Linked DNA regions of Mus musculus: region 1 is linked to region 2. The links are chromatin loops, found by intact Hi-C in ENCODE. Cell type or tissue: left cerebral cortex. All regions are shown on one strand.

Evidence for each region. A loop is a pair of places that touch in the nucleus more often than their neighbours do. Peaks named below come from ENCODE experiments on the same cell type or tissue, not always from the same donor. Only the 100,000 strongest peaks of a DNase experiment are listed, where the experiment ranks them.
Region 1: it touches region 2 in a loop (4-fold over the local background); 4 of 42 quality-filtered maps call a loop at or near these places.

The regions. Positions count from the first base shown.
Region 1 is chr3:123,442,666-123,450,665 of GRCm38, reverse strand. Prss12 (protease, serine 12 neurotrypsin (motopsin)) reads right to left here and starts at 3,753. Exons shown (of 11, transcript NM_008939.2): 1 at 3,030-3,753. The coding sequence starts at 3,507. Gm35065 (a long non-coding RNA gene) reads left to right here and starts at 619. Exons shown (of 5, transcript XR_001783982.2): 1 at 619-2,516; 2 at 6,068-6,440; 3 at 7,335-8,000. In left cerebral cortex, no CTCF peak of the experiment used is centred here; DNase peaks (open chromatin) are centred at 2,360, 2,987, 3,850, 7,651 and 4 more places; H3K4me3 peaks cover 2,252 bases; H3K27ac peaks cover 1,404 bases.
Region 2 is chr3:123,505,591-123,513,590 of GRCm38, reverse strand. Prss12 (protease, serine 12 neurotrypsin (motopsin)) reads right to left here. Exons shown (of 11, transcript NM_008939.2): 11 at 6,989-7,371. The coding sequence ends at 7,064. Snhg8 (small nucleolar RNA host gene 8) reads left to right here and starts at 5,255. Exons shown (of 1, transcript NR_028574.1): 1 at 5,255-6,039. It overlaps Snora24 (small nucleolar RNA, H/ACA box 24), which reads left to right and starts at 5,525; the gene lies at 5,525-5,654. It also overlaps the pseudogene Gm9369. In left cerebral cortex, CTCF peaks have their summits at 1,579 (motif pointing right), 4,280 (motif pointing left), 5,461 and 6,684 (motif pointing right); DNase peaks (open chromatin) are centred at 5,116, 6,682, 7,066, 7,262 and 1 more place; H3K4me3 peaks cover 2,925 bases; H3K27ac peaks cover 2,141 bases.

The sequences.
Region 1 (8,000 bases), 63 kb after region 2:
GAAGTGTACCCCATTCTTTCAGTATCATTGGAGGAGGACCCTACTTTCTCACTTCTCTGTGTGGGGCCCGAAACTCTACTCTGACCCCAGTTTAAGTTTTAAAAGAGGGATCACATTTCTATATATTATTCTTTTCTTTTGCTCCAGTTTTCTGTAAAGAAAAAAGAAAAGAAAAGAAAAGCCATGCCTTTAAAGCATAAGAGACTGGAAATAATGTGCATTGTTCTCATGGTAAACATGATTCCTCTTTCGCCTTTCTGCCCTTTCGGCTAGCCCACGAGCTAACAAAGGAGTGACGCAACAGAGCACAATATATCTACATTGCGTACACATACAGAAATCGAGGACAATGAGCTGTGAAGTGAGAATGTGCACACATCCTATCCTATTTTCATCTGCTCTCCTGGCAATATGCCTTTAGGATTTCTAACAGAAATATATAGGGGCTCCTTTATAGGAATGTCTGTAAAAAATAAATAAAGCAAACATAAAATTCTTAGTCCAGCATCCAGCATAAAGTGGGTGTTGAGTGAGTCCATGCTGCAATAACTACACAAGGTCATTCTGAATACATGCCCAGAGCTTGAAAATTTTTAATTAATTTGCTCAAAAACTGTTTTTTGTTTTTTTGTTTTTTTCCTTTATGGGGCTGGAGAGGTGCCTCAGCAGCTAAGAGTGCTGACTTTGTAATCATGATAACTGCAGTATGGATCCCAGCACCCACATAACAAGTGGGGCACCCTGCCCATGTCTGTAAAGCAACTCCAAGGAGGGCAGAGACAAGAGGAAGTCTTAGGGACAGACGTCACCTCAAAGGAACAGGCAGAGAGAGGACACTCAGTTGCTCTTCCTGGGCTTTAAATGAAGGGCACATAGGGTCATACACCCATGTTTGAGCACATGCATGCACACACACACATGCACACACACACACACACATAAATTTAAAGACATAGCATCTCTATACTCAAATAAACAAAGAAGTGTTCTTTAGAAACACCCTGCTTTCTTTATGGGGAGATACCCAAAGCTCTAACAGTCAACAATTGCCCTGTCTGAGCAACAGCAATGTTTTCTAAAAAACAATTCAATGCTCTTTCATTAGCATACAGTGTTCTAGCCTATGCCCCTACCTAGCTGGAGTGTGTGGGAATGAGAAAACTATAAGATTCAGAGTGTGTGCACTATCTCAGAAGCATGGAGTTTAGCTAGCCAGACCTACACGAGTGAGTGACAGAGCTCAAGGCTCTGCCGACCAAGGCTTGGTCCTGTAAGAACAATTCAGGTATTACAAAGGCAATCTCTTTCCTTTGTTTGTTGCTTATCTTGTGTAGCTCCTTCTATTCCTTGTATATTCTATTACCTAAACACAACCCCATTTGGGGATATCTAGCTATGAACCTAAAGGCATTGAAAAACATTAATTTCTCTCCGAAGAGGGGATGGTAAGGAATTCAAAGACAAACCAGTCTCTTCACAGGAATACAAAACTAAAGGTTACTTGTCCTTTAGAAAGAGAACTAGCTTGTCATAATGGTTTAACTTTGAATTGCTTTCTACTATGTTTTGAAGGGAAAATACTCTGTTGTTCCTTACATATTAATTTCCTGATAATTCTTTATCCTATCTATCTATAAAACTAAGAAGAATAAAAAGCTGCCAATGATTGCTAGACACAAGATTTTTTATTATTATTAAAAATTATCTTAGAGTAAATGAGGTAACAGCGGAGCTCTTGGCTTGACATCATCTCTGTTTTTTTTTTTTTTTTTTTACAGCCACATTGGCATTCTGTCTGTGAAACATGAGTACAGCAATGATGTCATTCTCCAGGATGAAGAATAATTGATCTTAACCTTCGCATCACTTTCCTTTAACTTGAGGCACTAACTCAATTGAAGGCAGAGATAAATAAAATGTCTTCGAGAAACGAATGACATTGTAAAAGGTTACAGCCAAAGACCGGAAGGATACACTTCGGGAAATTTGTAAAACTCCTGCCGTACATGGTCATCGAAAACAGCCCAAGTTTTAGTCTATCAGAAGATAGTCAAATATTTTGTTTTCCCTTCTGAATTGTTGCATGAGAAAAGCTAAAACCTTAATATAAAATGCAAACCCCAGCAATTCAGAGTAAAGTAATGTGGATGGCAGATTTTTTTTTCATTCAAGTTATTAATGTGAGGCTTTTGCTGCCACAAACTTAAGATGCCCTAGTAACTTTCTTTGCTGAAGTCGACTCTGAATTCCAATCTTCCATAAATGCCACGCATGGCTTAAGCAATGTTTTTGCTGCCGAGTTCACGTGACTCTGGCTGCCTCCTAGGTTACTAAGCAGTCCTTGTTCTGCCCCCTCCCTTCCTTTGTTCGTCACTCCCCGGTGGTATTTACCATAGGGCGCCCGGGAACATAACTGTCTTTGTATTTTGGTCTGAGAGTTTTGTCATGCTTTAAAGTCAACAATGGCAGCGAGACAAACATTTCACAGCAATTTTTCCAAATCCCGGTCTATAGAGGTAAGAAAGTTTGTGCTGGTATTCATCTTACATTTAATACTTCCCTTTCCCAAACTACTGGCCAGCAAATGTATGTATTTCTTTACCTTTCCTCTTTTGTATACAGAGTGCCTCATTAAGGCTAGCCGATACACACAGACAACAGACACCCACCATCATGCACAAATCCTGCCAATCACACACACACACACACACACACACACACACACACACACACACACACACACACACACGTTGACTGGACAGACCTCTTCTAGGTGCTAGAGTTGAGCACCCTATGCAGCTACTGTCCCCGTGACAATCGTCACAGGATGCATGCTTTCCTGACTGACATTTACTGTACAAATGAATGCACTTTACTAGTTATCGGGCTTCCAAGCCCACCACCACACCACAATGCAAGCTCTCAACCCCTTGTCTCCAGGTACACAGGTCAGGTACACAGGTACGGTCCGGAGTCAGGCTGCCTCTGTGCCAGTCCCTAGCTGTCACCTCTGCCCGGATGCCACTCACCTTGACCACAATCGCAGTAGCCCCAGTCTACTTTGCCCTGGGCATTCCGATAGAAGCACCAAGGTCTGCCCGAGCCATCCGGGCTCCGGCAGAAGTTGTGCGGCTGCCCTCGCAGCTCAGCCCAACTGGCCGGGGGCGACCGCTCCAGGAAGGGCGGCACCTCGTCCCAGTGTAGACACGGGACGCCGAGGTTGGTGGCATTGCCCCACGACTCTCCTGCCCCGCAGCGGCGTGGAATCGTCGGGGGCGTGTGCCCGGTGCTGAGGACCTGCGGGCGCTGGGCAGCGGGGATCCGCAGCGGGAGCGGGAAGCGCGGGGTCCTGGGTGGCCGCCGCGAGCTGGGAAGGTAGTGCGCGTGTTGGGAACGCGGTGGGGACGGATGCGGGCGGTGAAGGGGAGAGCGCGAGACCGGATCAGCGCGGGCCACTACAGACAGTGCCCCTAAAATCACAGCCAGCACGCAGCGGGCGAGCGCCATGGCTGCGGCGCCGAGTGTGGTCCATGCTGGGCTCCGGGTCCCCGCGGAGGGGGCGGGGCGGGGCCGGCAGAGTCCTAGAGCCCCCTCCCACGCTCGCGCCGCCGCCCTGCTGTCCCAGCCCCCGGGGCAGCTGGAGGATCACACCGGGACCCAAAGGGTCAGCCCCGCGAAGCAAAGGCTGGAGCGCCAGAGGCGATGAGCGCCAGGAGCTCTGTAGCCCGGAGTCCGACCTCCACCCCACCCTCGGCTGTCAGGCGGAGGCGCGGGCTCTCGGTGCCAACGCGGGGGAAGGTCTAGGCTGCCGGTGCCAACAGGCACCACCACAGCCCTGTCTGTCGGCTCCCGCCTGGCACCGGTCCCTCCCGTTCTCGGTGGTTCCGTGTGTGTTTTGCAATCTCTGGAGAAATGTGGATGGAATTAGATGCACCTCTCTGCCTTGGCGTTTCGCAGCATAGAAGTTATGAAAGCCCACCAGGAGTGTTAAAACCACTTGGCAGAGCTGAGTCCTTTAAGATCCCAAGCTTCACACCGTGTTCCGACGAACGTTAGAGGAAATTAAATGCCCGAGTAGATCCAGCAAAAGGAACCTGAACCTTTCTCCTTCCTGCCTCCCACTTTCCACCAGATGCCCTGGACACCAGTTGTTAAGTTTTAATAGGGATTCATCCTGATCTCCAGCCTCCACAGACGCTGTGTCCCTGCGGCACCTGCCTCCTGCCCACAGGGTCGGGACTTGAATTAAGCCTCTTGATTTGCTGCCCCAGGCAAGAGCTAGCTTCCTCCAGCTAGCTTCAATAAAAGTAGACTCTACCTATGGGAGATGTTATTAATTTCTCTGATGGTTCAGTACACCACTTCCAACATCCCCCTGTGCCACTCCGAAGCCTCTAGGTTTAGGACTTTAAGAATTAGCTGGGGCTGAAGGCTTAGGGTTGCCGATTGCTCTTGTCCATGCCACTAAGTTAAAGAAGAAACAGGAATTAGGATAGGAAGATGACAAGCTTGCTTTCTGGGATGTTGATGTTTCAGCAACGAAGGGACTCCGTTCCCTAATGTGATGCAATCCAAAGAAAACTTGAACAAAATTTAAATGACCATTGTTAAAATCTAGGTTTTATTCAGAAACTGGAAGTGATCCTCGCACCTGGCTTTAAATAATTCAACTTCACTTAATATTTTAGGAATCATTTCACTGTGTAAAATAACTGTCAGAAACCCAAGAATGAATGCATTTGTCAATTTTTAAAAGTTTTTATTTGTAATTCATTTTTACACTCTATATTCCATTCCCCGCCCCTCCCCATCCACCCTCCAATTGTTCCACATCCCATAACTCCTTCCCACCCCATCCCGTCTCCACATGGATGCCCCCACACCCCACCCCACCTGATCTCTAAACTCCCTGGGGCCTCCAGTCTCTTGAGGGTTAGCTGAATGAACACAGACCTGAAGTCCTCCACTGTATGTGTGTAAGGGGCCTCATATCAGCTGGTGTATGCTGTATGTTTGGTGGTCCAGTGTTTGAAAGATCTCAGGGGTCCAGATTAACTGAGACTGCTGGTCCTCCAACGTAATCACCCATCTCCTCAGCTTCTTTCAGTCTCCCCTAATTCAACAACAGGGGTCAGCTGCTTCTGTCCATTGGTTGGGTGCAAATATCTGCATCTGATTCTTTCAGAGGGCAGTCATGATAGATCCCTTTTTGTGAGCATTCCATAGCCTCGGAAATAGTGTCAGGCCTTGGGACCTCCCCTTGAGCTGGATCCCACTTTGGACCTTCTTTTCCTCAGGCTCCTCTCCATTTCCATCCCTGTAATTCTTTCAGACAGAAAAAATTATGGGTCAGAGGTGTGACTGTAGGATGGCAACCCCATCCCTCAATTGATGTCCTGTCTTCCTGCTAGAGGTGGGCTCTACAAGTGCCATCTCCCTACTGTTGGGTATTTCATCTAAGGTCTCTCATCTCCCAGGTCTCTGGTGCATTCTGGGGGAATCCCCTCAATCTCCTATTTCCTGAGGTTGCCTGTTTACATTCTTTCTGCTGGCCCTCGGAGCTTCCTCCCTTTTCCCTCACCGGATACCAGATCAGATTCCCCTCTACCCACCACTGTCCCCTCATTCCCCTGTCCACATTCCCTTCCAATTTATTTAATGTATGTGAGCACACTGTCACTCTCTTCAGACACACCAAAAGTGGGCACTGGATTCCATTACAGATGGTTGTGAGACACCATGTGGTTGCTGGGAATTGAGCTCAAGACCTCTGGAAGAGCAGTCAGTGCTCTTAACCAATGAGCCATCTCTGCAGCCCTATTTGTCAAATCTTTATTCAAAGTTTTTAATTCAGGATGGTTTAGTTAATGTTCTGATTTCTTCACTAATGTTTTTCTGGCCCCCAAAGCATAGTTTAAAGTGTACTTGTGGAAGAGAGTAAAATAATATGCACCCAGGGGTTGGCCACTTCCTGTTATTGTGGTAGGAGCTGATAGAGCTTGTCAATCACAGATTTCTGACATAGTAGAAAACAGTTCTAATCCAGGTCATGTTTTTTCTTTTCCAGCTGTCTGGTCCCGCTTGGGTGATTTGTGATGGCTCAGGAAGAGGTTGTCTTGACCTTCAGACTGGATTTCTTGGACCCCAGTCTCCTCATCTCCCTCCATTTTACAACCATGGATGCCATACTTCCTAAAAAATCTATACAACCAACCACCACACATCTCGTATGCATCTTGCAGACAGGGAAATAATGAGAAAGGAGTAAGTTAACCTGTGAGAATACTGCTCAATGAATAAAGTGTTTAAAACACTCCCACAAGCCCGAGGATGTGGGTTTGCATCCCTAGGTGACAGGGCAGTGCCCATCAGAAATCCATAGGCCAATGGATGGTGAAGACAGGAAAATCCCTAGAAGCTTCTGGGCCAGCTAGTCTGCGGTAAGCAGGGGAAAACAAGAGACCATGTCTCAAACAAAATGGAAGGACCCTAGTCTCCTCTTCTGCCTCTATTTTATAACCATAGATCCTACACTTCCTAAAAATCTAGACTGTCCTCCTATAGGCTATAGTATACATCTTCAATACTACACACACACACACACACATACACACACACATACTACACCACAAACACACACAAACATTACATACCACACAAACACACACAAACATTACATACCACACACCACACACCACATACATACACATATGCACACACACATGTGCAGCATACACACCTACACACACCACATGCAGGCACACACATGAATACAGACATCACATACACACATGGCATATCTCATACACACACCCATGCAAATGCATACATGAATACACATATCACATACCACATACATACACGTGCACACACACATACAGGCACACAGATGAATACACACACCATACACCACATATGTACATACACACACATGCACACAGCATGCCTGTAGAGACAATGAGTTAAGAGGATTGTTGGAACTGGGCTCCAGAGAACAAAGCCTTGGGCATCAGGCCTGTCTTCCAGCTTCCTGGTCCAGAGAGGAACTAAAGCTTTTCCGTGGCTTCCTTAAATTTATAAAACGGATGCACAGAGTGGAATTACCCATGGGGGGGGGACCCCACATCTGGATTTCATAGCTTCAGTTTTTAAACATACCTTTCTGAGAAAGTAAAATGGCATTTGTGTAATTGGAGCATGAACTGAGGGCCTCAACTTGGGTTCTGCCCTCTGTGTTACAGGCAGAGTCTGATTTAACACAGGTCTGTGTGCATCATTCTCTCCCCAGCTGATGGTCTCCCTCCCTCTTTTGTTGTCCACCCTTGTTACCACAGACGCGCACGCATAACTGTAACTGGGATTTCCAAATCCCAAACGAATTCCTGAAATGCATCTCCACCAGGCCAGACCCTACCTGCATCTTCCGTAGATTCCCGTCACCCTCAGTCTCAGGTATGAAAGCTGGAGAGGAGAGCGTGCAGCAACCCTGTCTGGAACCTCAAAACATATGCTCTCTCTGCCTTCCCTTCTCCTCAGCAGCAACAAAGGAAACGCACACGTCCTCTTGCAGGTACTCTGAACCACATACTTGAGAGGCCACCGCAGGCCCCCAGAATCGTCCTTTGTCGCTCTCAATCCCATCAAGTAAACACATTGATTTGTGGCCAAAGAGTTCAATTGCTTAGTTTCAAAGGCTACTGCGATCGAGAACCAGGATGGTAATAGGAAGACTGGGGAACTCGAGGGAACTGAAGGGAAGAATCTCTGCGCGAGCAGAGGCGGTGGGCAGTGTCAAGGACGGCAGAGCGCACCCACAGCCATGGCTCTCGGGTTCCACGGTAACCCATCTGTAAACATCTGGCCTTGCGGTGCTTTATGAAGCATTTTACTTCATGTGTTGCTAGGCTGGCTCTGTATAGTTTGATTTGGAAATGAGTATATTATTTTTACAGAGTTACGAAAGTGAATGTATAAAATAGCCTCCGAGTAAGGGCCATTTA
Region 2 (8,000 bases):
ATGCTTAGGTTCAATCTTAATTTCAGTAGTGTTCATTCATATGAAATCAAGCTTCAGGCTATTTTCTGATTATGGTCCCTCCTGTGGAAGTCAGCCTTCATTTAAGAGACGGATAACTGAATCTAATTATGGTTTTCTGAAAATTACCAGTCTCCCCCACTAAAACTGAAAGGGGAAAGACGCATCTGACATGGAAGGAGCAAAGCTGAAAGACGGGTATTCTACGGTGAAATCATCTCAGTGCCGGGCAGCAATAGTGCAATCAGCTCAAAGCAGAGCAGCAATAGTGCCTGGCACACTCACTCAGGGCAGAGCAGCAATAGTGCCCAGCACACTCGCTCAGGGCAGAGCAGCAATAATGCTCAGCACACTTGCTCAGTGCAGAACAGCAATAATGCCCGGCACACTCGCTCAGTACACGGGCTTCTCTATTTTACCCCCCTCCCCCGTAAATGAAAAAAAAAAAAAAAGAAAGAAAGAAAAAACTCCACAACTTCAATCACAAGCAATTTCCAAGTCTTCTCCTCCCACAGTCTCTTAAGTGCATTCTAAGACTCCAAGCCTTGGCCTGGTGGTGATGAAATTCACTGGCTTTAAGCGCAAATCTCCACTGATTAGAAGTGACATCTCTGCCTCAAATTCAGAGTAGAGTCACTAAAATAGCGCTTGTCTTAAAAGCAACATGATAGGCCATAAAATGATGACTGCTTTTGTGTTCAATTCTGAAGTTTCAGACTTACAGAAAAAAAAATTTTGCAAAAATGTCAGAGTGCCCGATTTTCTCTAATTGCTAACCTAACGGAATTAGATAAGCATGGATTTCATCTGATTGTTTTTTCCTCGTGGTCAGAACATGATGTGGACTTTGAGGCGCAGGGCAGAGAGAGAAACATCTTATTTTCACCCTACTGTATCAGCGTGTTCACCGTGATCATGACCTATCTTTATTCTCCTTTGATTTTTGTTTTCACGTGACGCTTATCCTCGCATTGTTATTACCCAGAACGGGCAGTGTCTGTTACTTTCCGGCACCGTTTATACAGTCTCCTCTGTCCTGCTTATTTGGGTGAACCTGACACAAACATGGGCATCCAAGCAGAGGGAACCTTGAGATAATGCCTCCGTTGCTTTGGCCTGTTGGCTTGGCTGTGGGGCATTTTCTTGGTTAGCCATTGATATGGGAGGGTTCGGTGTGAGCAGCGCCACACCTGGGCAGGTTAGCCCTGGGCTGTATAAGAAGGCAGGCTAAGTAAGCCAAGAGCAAGCCAATAAGCAGCACGCCTCCATGGTCTCTGCTTCAGTTCCTGCCTCCATGGTCTCTGCTTCAGTTCCTGCCTCCATGGTCTCTGCCTCAGTTCCTGCCTCCATGGTCTCTGCTTCAGTTCCTGCCTCCAGGTTCCTGCTTGGAGTGACTGCCTTAGCTTCCCTCAATGCGGAACTATGATGTGGAAGTGGAAGCCAAAGCCCCTCTCCAAGATGCACTTGATGATGTTGTATCACAGCAGCAGAAACCATACTAGGATGTCCTTTCTTTCTTTTCTTTTCTTTTTTTTTTTTTTGCATGCGATGCCACCACCACACCAGAAGAGGGCGTCAGATCTCATTACGGATGGTTGTGAGCCACCATGTGGTTGCTGGGATTTAAACTCAGGACCTCTGGAAGTGCAGGCAGTTTTCTTAACCACTGAGCCATCTCCCCAGCCCAGGATATCCTTTCTTTACCCTGCACCTTGAAATCAAGTCATGAAACAACCCAATATGAAACTGGTGCTGCAATCCAGGAGAGGGATGAGACTCCACCTTCTGGAGAAAATTACTTTTGCTGTTGTTTCCTTGTGGTGCTGGAGATTGTACACAGAGCCTTGTGATTACCAAACAAACACTCATCACTAAGCTACATTTCCAGCCCCCTATCCCAAAGGTTTTAAACTAAAAAAATAAATAAAAATAGTGGTTTTGAAGTAGGGTCTCATGTACCCTAAATTGTCCATTAACTTAATAGGTAGTCAAACAAAACTCCAACCCGAAAGCCACTAGTTGCTGGGGTTACAGGCCCGTGCCACCGTGCCCACTGTATGCCTTGCTGGGGTTACAGGCACGTGCCACCGTGCCCACTGTATGCCTTGCTGGGGTTACAGGCGCGTGCCACCGTGCCCACTGTATGCCTTGCTGGGGTTACAGGCGCGTGCCATCATGTGCCACCGTGCCCACTGTATGCCTTGCTGGGGTTACAGGCCCGTACCACCGTGCCCACTGTATGCCTTGCTGGGGTTACAGGCCCGTGCCACCGTGCCCACTGTATGCCTTGCTGGGGTTACAGGCCCGTACCACCGTGCCCACTGTATGCCTTGCTGGGGTTACAGGCCCGTGCCACCGTGCCCACTGTATGCCTTGCTGGGGTTACAGGCCCGTACCACCGTGCCCACTGTATGCCTTGCTGGGGTTACAGGCCCGTGCCACCGTGCCCACTGTATGCCTTGCTGGGCGCTGGTCCCAGGGCTTCGTGCTGCTAGGTAAGCACTCAGAAATGAAGTAACATCTCAAACCCTAAAAACAAATCTTTTTTCCGTTTCAGAAATACGTACTGTGCTCTTCAAAGCACTTTGCCATGACCACAAGTGCTCACTGGAGTCTTCCCTCCAAGCACTTCCCCAGGAGAAAATGCAAACATCAAAATCACTTGTACGGATGAAGGTTTTCATAACAACACTTGACCAAAACGCTGAAAGCTGAAAAGAACTTCCACAGATGATAAGAGATGTGGTGAGGGGAGAGCAACAAGGACAGAAAAGAACACAAACAGAAGGACATGCCAAAGGCAGGTTTTAAAAGTTCCATTTCAGACAAAACAAGTTTGGCCAAAAGACAGGAATATACAAGGACATAAACTATCACTATTCCATTCCAGCTACCTAGCCCAATGGTTAACGTCTGGTTCATTAAAAATGTTCAGTAAGACATGATGTGCTGCCAAAACTTATGTTGAAATCGTAGCCCCTACTCTCTGAACATGGTAGTATTTGGAATGAGGTTACTAGACCGTGCTGTTGGTGGCCTACAAGAACGTGGTTGAGGGCCGCAGGTCTGCCTGGATGGTCATCTCGAGCATTGAGAAGAAGACCGACACCTCCAACAAGAAGTTGCAGCTGACCAAGGACTGTCAGGAGAAAGTGGAGTTGGAACTGAGGTCCATCTGCATCACGGTTCTGGAATTGTTGGGTAAGTATTTAATAGCCAATGCAATTAATCCAGAGAGTAAGGTCTTCTATCTGAAAATGAATGGAGATTATTTCCAGGATCTTGCTGAAGTAGCTTGTGGCGATGATGGAAAACAAATGATAGAAAATTCCCAAAGAGCCTACCAAGAGGCATTTGATATAAGCAAGAAAGAGATGCAACCTACACATCCAATCCGCCTGGGGCTGGCTCTTAACCTTCCTGTATTTTACTCTGTGATCCTTAATAATCCAGAGCTTGCCTACACACTGGCTAAAACGGCTTTTGATGAGGCTATCACAGAGCTTGGTACACTGAACAAAGACTCCTACAAAGACAGCACCCTTATCATGCAGTTGCTTAGAGACAACTTAACATTATGGACATCAGACAGTGCAGAAGAATGTGATGCAGCAGAGGGGGCCGAAAACTAAAGGCATCCAGGGCACCAACCCCCTTCCCCTCAAGAAGACCTTTTTACATCTCCATTCCTTATTCCACTTGGATTTCCTCTAGCAAGAAAGCCCATTCGTGTGTATGGGATCAACTGTTTATATAGTCTTTTCACACTGCAGCTTTGGGGAAACTCCATCCCTTGGTTTGTGTTGTCTCCTCCTTCCTGGTGTGCAGTTACTGCTGTAGAAAAGTATCAATAGCTTCATTTCATGTAAACACGAGTAACTTCCAGACACGTGAGTAGAGGACTGACAGCACACTTGGTATTTAAGTAATCTGAACCGGTTCTACAAGCGACTGTGTTTTGTATTACTGCGAAGATATGGAAAATGTAGTGCATTGCAATTTAAAGTAATGTTAGTACTTTTCCATGCAAATTTGTGTACATGTGAGAGGGTATCCATTTGGTTCAGTGATTGTTCTTTAGAGAGTTGTTTGCTAATCATTGACTGTAGTCCCCAAAAAAGCCTTATGAAAATGTTATGCCCTGTGTAACAGCAGAGTAACATAAAAACAAAACTACATTTTGTAAAATAAAAAACCTGACAGGTGCAGACAGGCACAAAAGAAAAACCCACGGAAAGATGCAGGCTACCATCTACTGGCCAGAGAAGGAAGGCCCTTAATCTCGGACTTCTCAGCTCAGGACTAATACAGACCATTCTTAAGGACACCCTCAGAAGACCATCCAGAATGTAAATGAAATGTTTGGGCAACGCGCCGCGGTTACTTGAGCCTTATGATGAACTAGTTCTTTCAATTCAGTAGTGATTATTTTAAGTAAAATGAGATAGTGGGTGAGCGAGCTGAGGTTCACGAACCCCTCTAGGTCCTTCAAATGCGAGTATTGTCTCCAATGAATTCGTTCCTACTGACTCCTGCACGGTGTTGCCCTAACCGCACCCTTCCCAGCCTGTAATGATCACAGCTTTCTAACTAACATTCTCCATGACGACAACTGTCATCTCCATACTCCATCACTAAAGGCCCTCTATTCTGTCTCATAGCGGGCTGCACGCGGGAGTGAGATATGCCTTCCTCCCGGAAAAGCCGAGGGCCGGGCGGGTCTGCTCGCACTGCCCAGGCTTCCCGTTCTCCCGGTTCGAGAAACCTTCCGGCGCGCTGTGTCGGGCAAAAGTGAGATCAGATCAAAAGGGCAAGCGGAAGGGCGCAAGCGGAACCATCAACCCCGATGGGGGCAGAGGAGCCGCCAACAGCTCTCGGGGACAAAGGGCCGGCGCCATAGGAAGTGATGCCGGGGGAGGCGGCAACGAAGGGACCTTAGACTTTGGGTCCCAGAGAAGAACGCAGCCAAGAAGAGAAAACGCGCGCACCGCCAGAGCTTCAGCCACGAGACTTCTGACACCGCGAGAACTGTGGTTTCAGCTCGGCTTTTCCCCGCCCACCTCCACAGCCCGCCCATTCCTGTGACGCACGCATCGAATCCGGGCCGCCTGTACACCAATCAAAGTGACGAGGCGCGGGAGAGCTCGGAATGGGCGGGAAAGCCCCGCCCCTCGCGCGCAGGCTCTTGGGAGAGCGTCACCCGGGCTATAAAAGCGTGCGCGCACCGTTCAGAAGTCTCTTTGGCTGCGATCCGCCTACGAGTATGTAGTTGTATGGTGGGGATGATATCTTGGGCCTTATTTGTGAGTGGCCGAGATGCGGGAGACACAAGGTGGCTATGGTGCTGGCCGAAAGCCATCAACTCTGCAAGAGCGCCGTGAAGGTTAGCGCGACGACCACCATGTAAAGCCGATACGGTGTTGGGCGGCGTGACGCAAGTTCGCCACCGCTGGGTCGGATGGTGAGTGACACCTCTGGGGTTACACTAGATTTTTGGGCTGTGAAACTCCATGTATCTTTGGGACCTGCCGCCTGTGGCAGTCTCCCTTCCTAGCCATGGAAGAGCATGTTCTTGTTATTGGCAAAGCTGTCACCATTTCATTGGTACCAGATTCTGACTTGAGCAAGTGACATTCTAAGATTGTAAGAGTCTACACGACGCTAGAAAAATGGACTTCAGTTTTCTAAACTAGTATTGAAATATTTCTAGGAAACGCCGGGACCCGTTGCTGTTGAACAGTGGAGGAAGTGTTAAGGTAAGATTCATTTTTGTGGTGTTTTCGCGGTTCTGGGTAGTGAGTGGGCCTTTACTGTTAGGGTGAAGTTTGCTCTTGTGCTGACATTAACATAAGTAAACAGCCCGTAGTATAGTCACGGATATTCTGTAATGGGCCTTTTTTTTTTTCTTGCAGGTACTGTAGTGGTTGAGATCGTCTCTGGTCAACTTACAGGGAATCTTCGCTTTTAATTTTTGAAAATTGAATATTTTATATTAAATAAAAGATGTTTGGTGTGTAATAAGACTGTGTCCTGTTTCTGGAGGTTGTGTGAATTAAGAGTTAACGATACAGGAGACATTTGCGCAGGAAATAACTGGGTTAACTAGGCTTCCAAAGAAGATAGGTTTGATTGTTACAAAGGTGCAAGATAAATGTTGGCTTGGAACATGAGTGATTAATAAGCCACAGACGGTTGCCCTTAATGAAAAGTATCTTTTGCTTGCTGCTCTCCAAGCCTTCTAGTGTGTGCCATTCAACTTCAAATCTCCAGAAGCCAAGTATGTAACACCAGCTAGGGGGTGTGTTGTGACAGGTGCTGAGGGGATACTTGTGACCTTAGAGGCTTTTGTGTCTGGGATTTGAGGTACTGAGACTCACACTCAAGAGTATGATAGGCCTTATTTAGGGAAGCTTAGGAACCAGGGGGTGATTCCTCTGCACAGAGATTATTGGGATCCAAATTCCCACCAGATGTCTCTGGGCCTTCATTCCTATTTAAAAAGGGCTGCTGTAAGGTCATGGTTCCACAAGTGGTCAGTAATTTGTATGGCCTCTTAACTGCTTGCCATTTCATGTGTTAGGCTTTCTGGTACATAAGGAGAGCCTCTTTAAAACATTTGTCAGGTTAGTCTCAGGAGATCTGAACTTACTTGAAGGTACCAGTAGATGGCGTACTTTTTCATGGTTCAAAAGGCAGAATTCAAGTTTGACATCTGCCTACTGTTCTAGAGAAATGATTTTGATAGTGAAGATTTGAACTTAAGAAAATGATGTGCTGGTCTTAGTGTAGGTAAGATCAAAAAGGTTAAATGTGGGCACCTAATCAAGGTTCCTAGCCCAAATTTTGTAGATTTAAAAATTAAAACTAAGATTTGCTAGAATTTCACCTTACATAAAAATTGTAATAGGCAAGGATAAGACCTGTACCCCTGAACTACTGGGTTCTCTCAAATTCAAAGGAATCGCAGGCTTGTCATTTCTGGCATGGTGCCAAGTATGAAGACTGAATGGTTACTGTTTTACTATTTTCTTGAGCTTTCCATAAGTTACAGACTGGTGACACTTTTTATCCAAGGTACAAAGGCGGGGACTCTGGTATAAACTCCAGGAGTGTCTTTGACTCCACATCCATACCCCCAGGAAGTCACCCCATACACAACCCAGGACTCATCAGGCTTTTCACACATGAGTGGTCCTCCACTGTCTCCCTGGCAGCTGTCCACACGGTTGTCTTCTTGGAGGTTCCCAGCACAGAGCATTCTCCCAGTAAATAGTCCCTTGTACCTCTCTTTACAAAACCTCTTGGGTAACAGAGGCACAGCAGCTTGTTGTAGAGTTCTTGAGTAGGCACGACCTGCTCAGACCAAAAGAAGGCTGGCGTTAGTCAATGGGATTTCAGCTAATGATCACATTTAGCAGTTTAGTAGTCTTATAATGCCTTCAAAGGCATTTCAAAATGGCTGTTAACTTAGAAGTAGCTATGGTGCTAGCTGTGTAGCAGAAGGCTCTAGTATTGGATGTTTCAGAATTAAACTGCGTACAGTTTCACATACAAACATGACGTGTCATTTATCTAGTCAGGTCATTTGTGGAAAAACATAAGTGTACACCTAGCAATTGAATTCCATCAGCTAGTGCTAAAATTTGGAATTAGAACCAACAGTGTAGGAAACCAACAGTCCAGGGTGTGAATCTAGGTAGGCTGTGTGTATACATTTCACACTTGGCAGACTTCAAGCATCTAAGCTTAAGCCCACCTAAGGCCGTGATTCTCAATCCTAATGTTGCGATCCTTTAATACAGTTCCTCCCATGGTGGTGACCCCCAACCATAAAATTATTTTTATTGTTACCTCATAACGAATTTTGCTACTGTTATAACTGTGTTTCCCAATGGTCTTAGGTGACCCACCAATGGAGAACCACTGATCTAAGGTCATACCATTGCACATCCTAACATGAACAGACCAAATGCTGTCAAGTT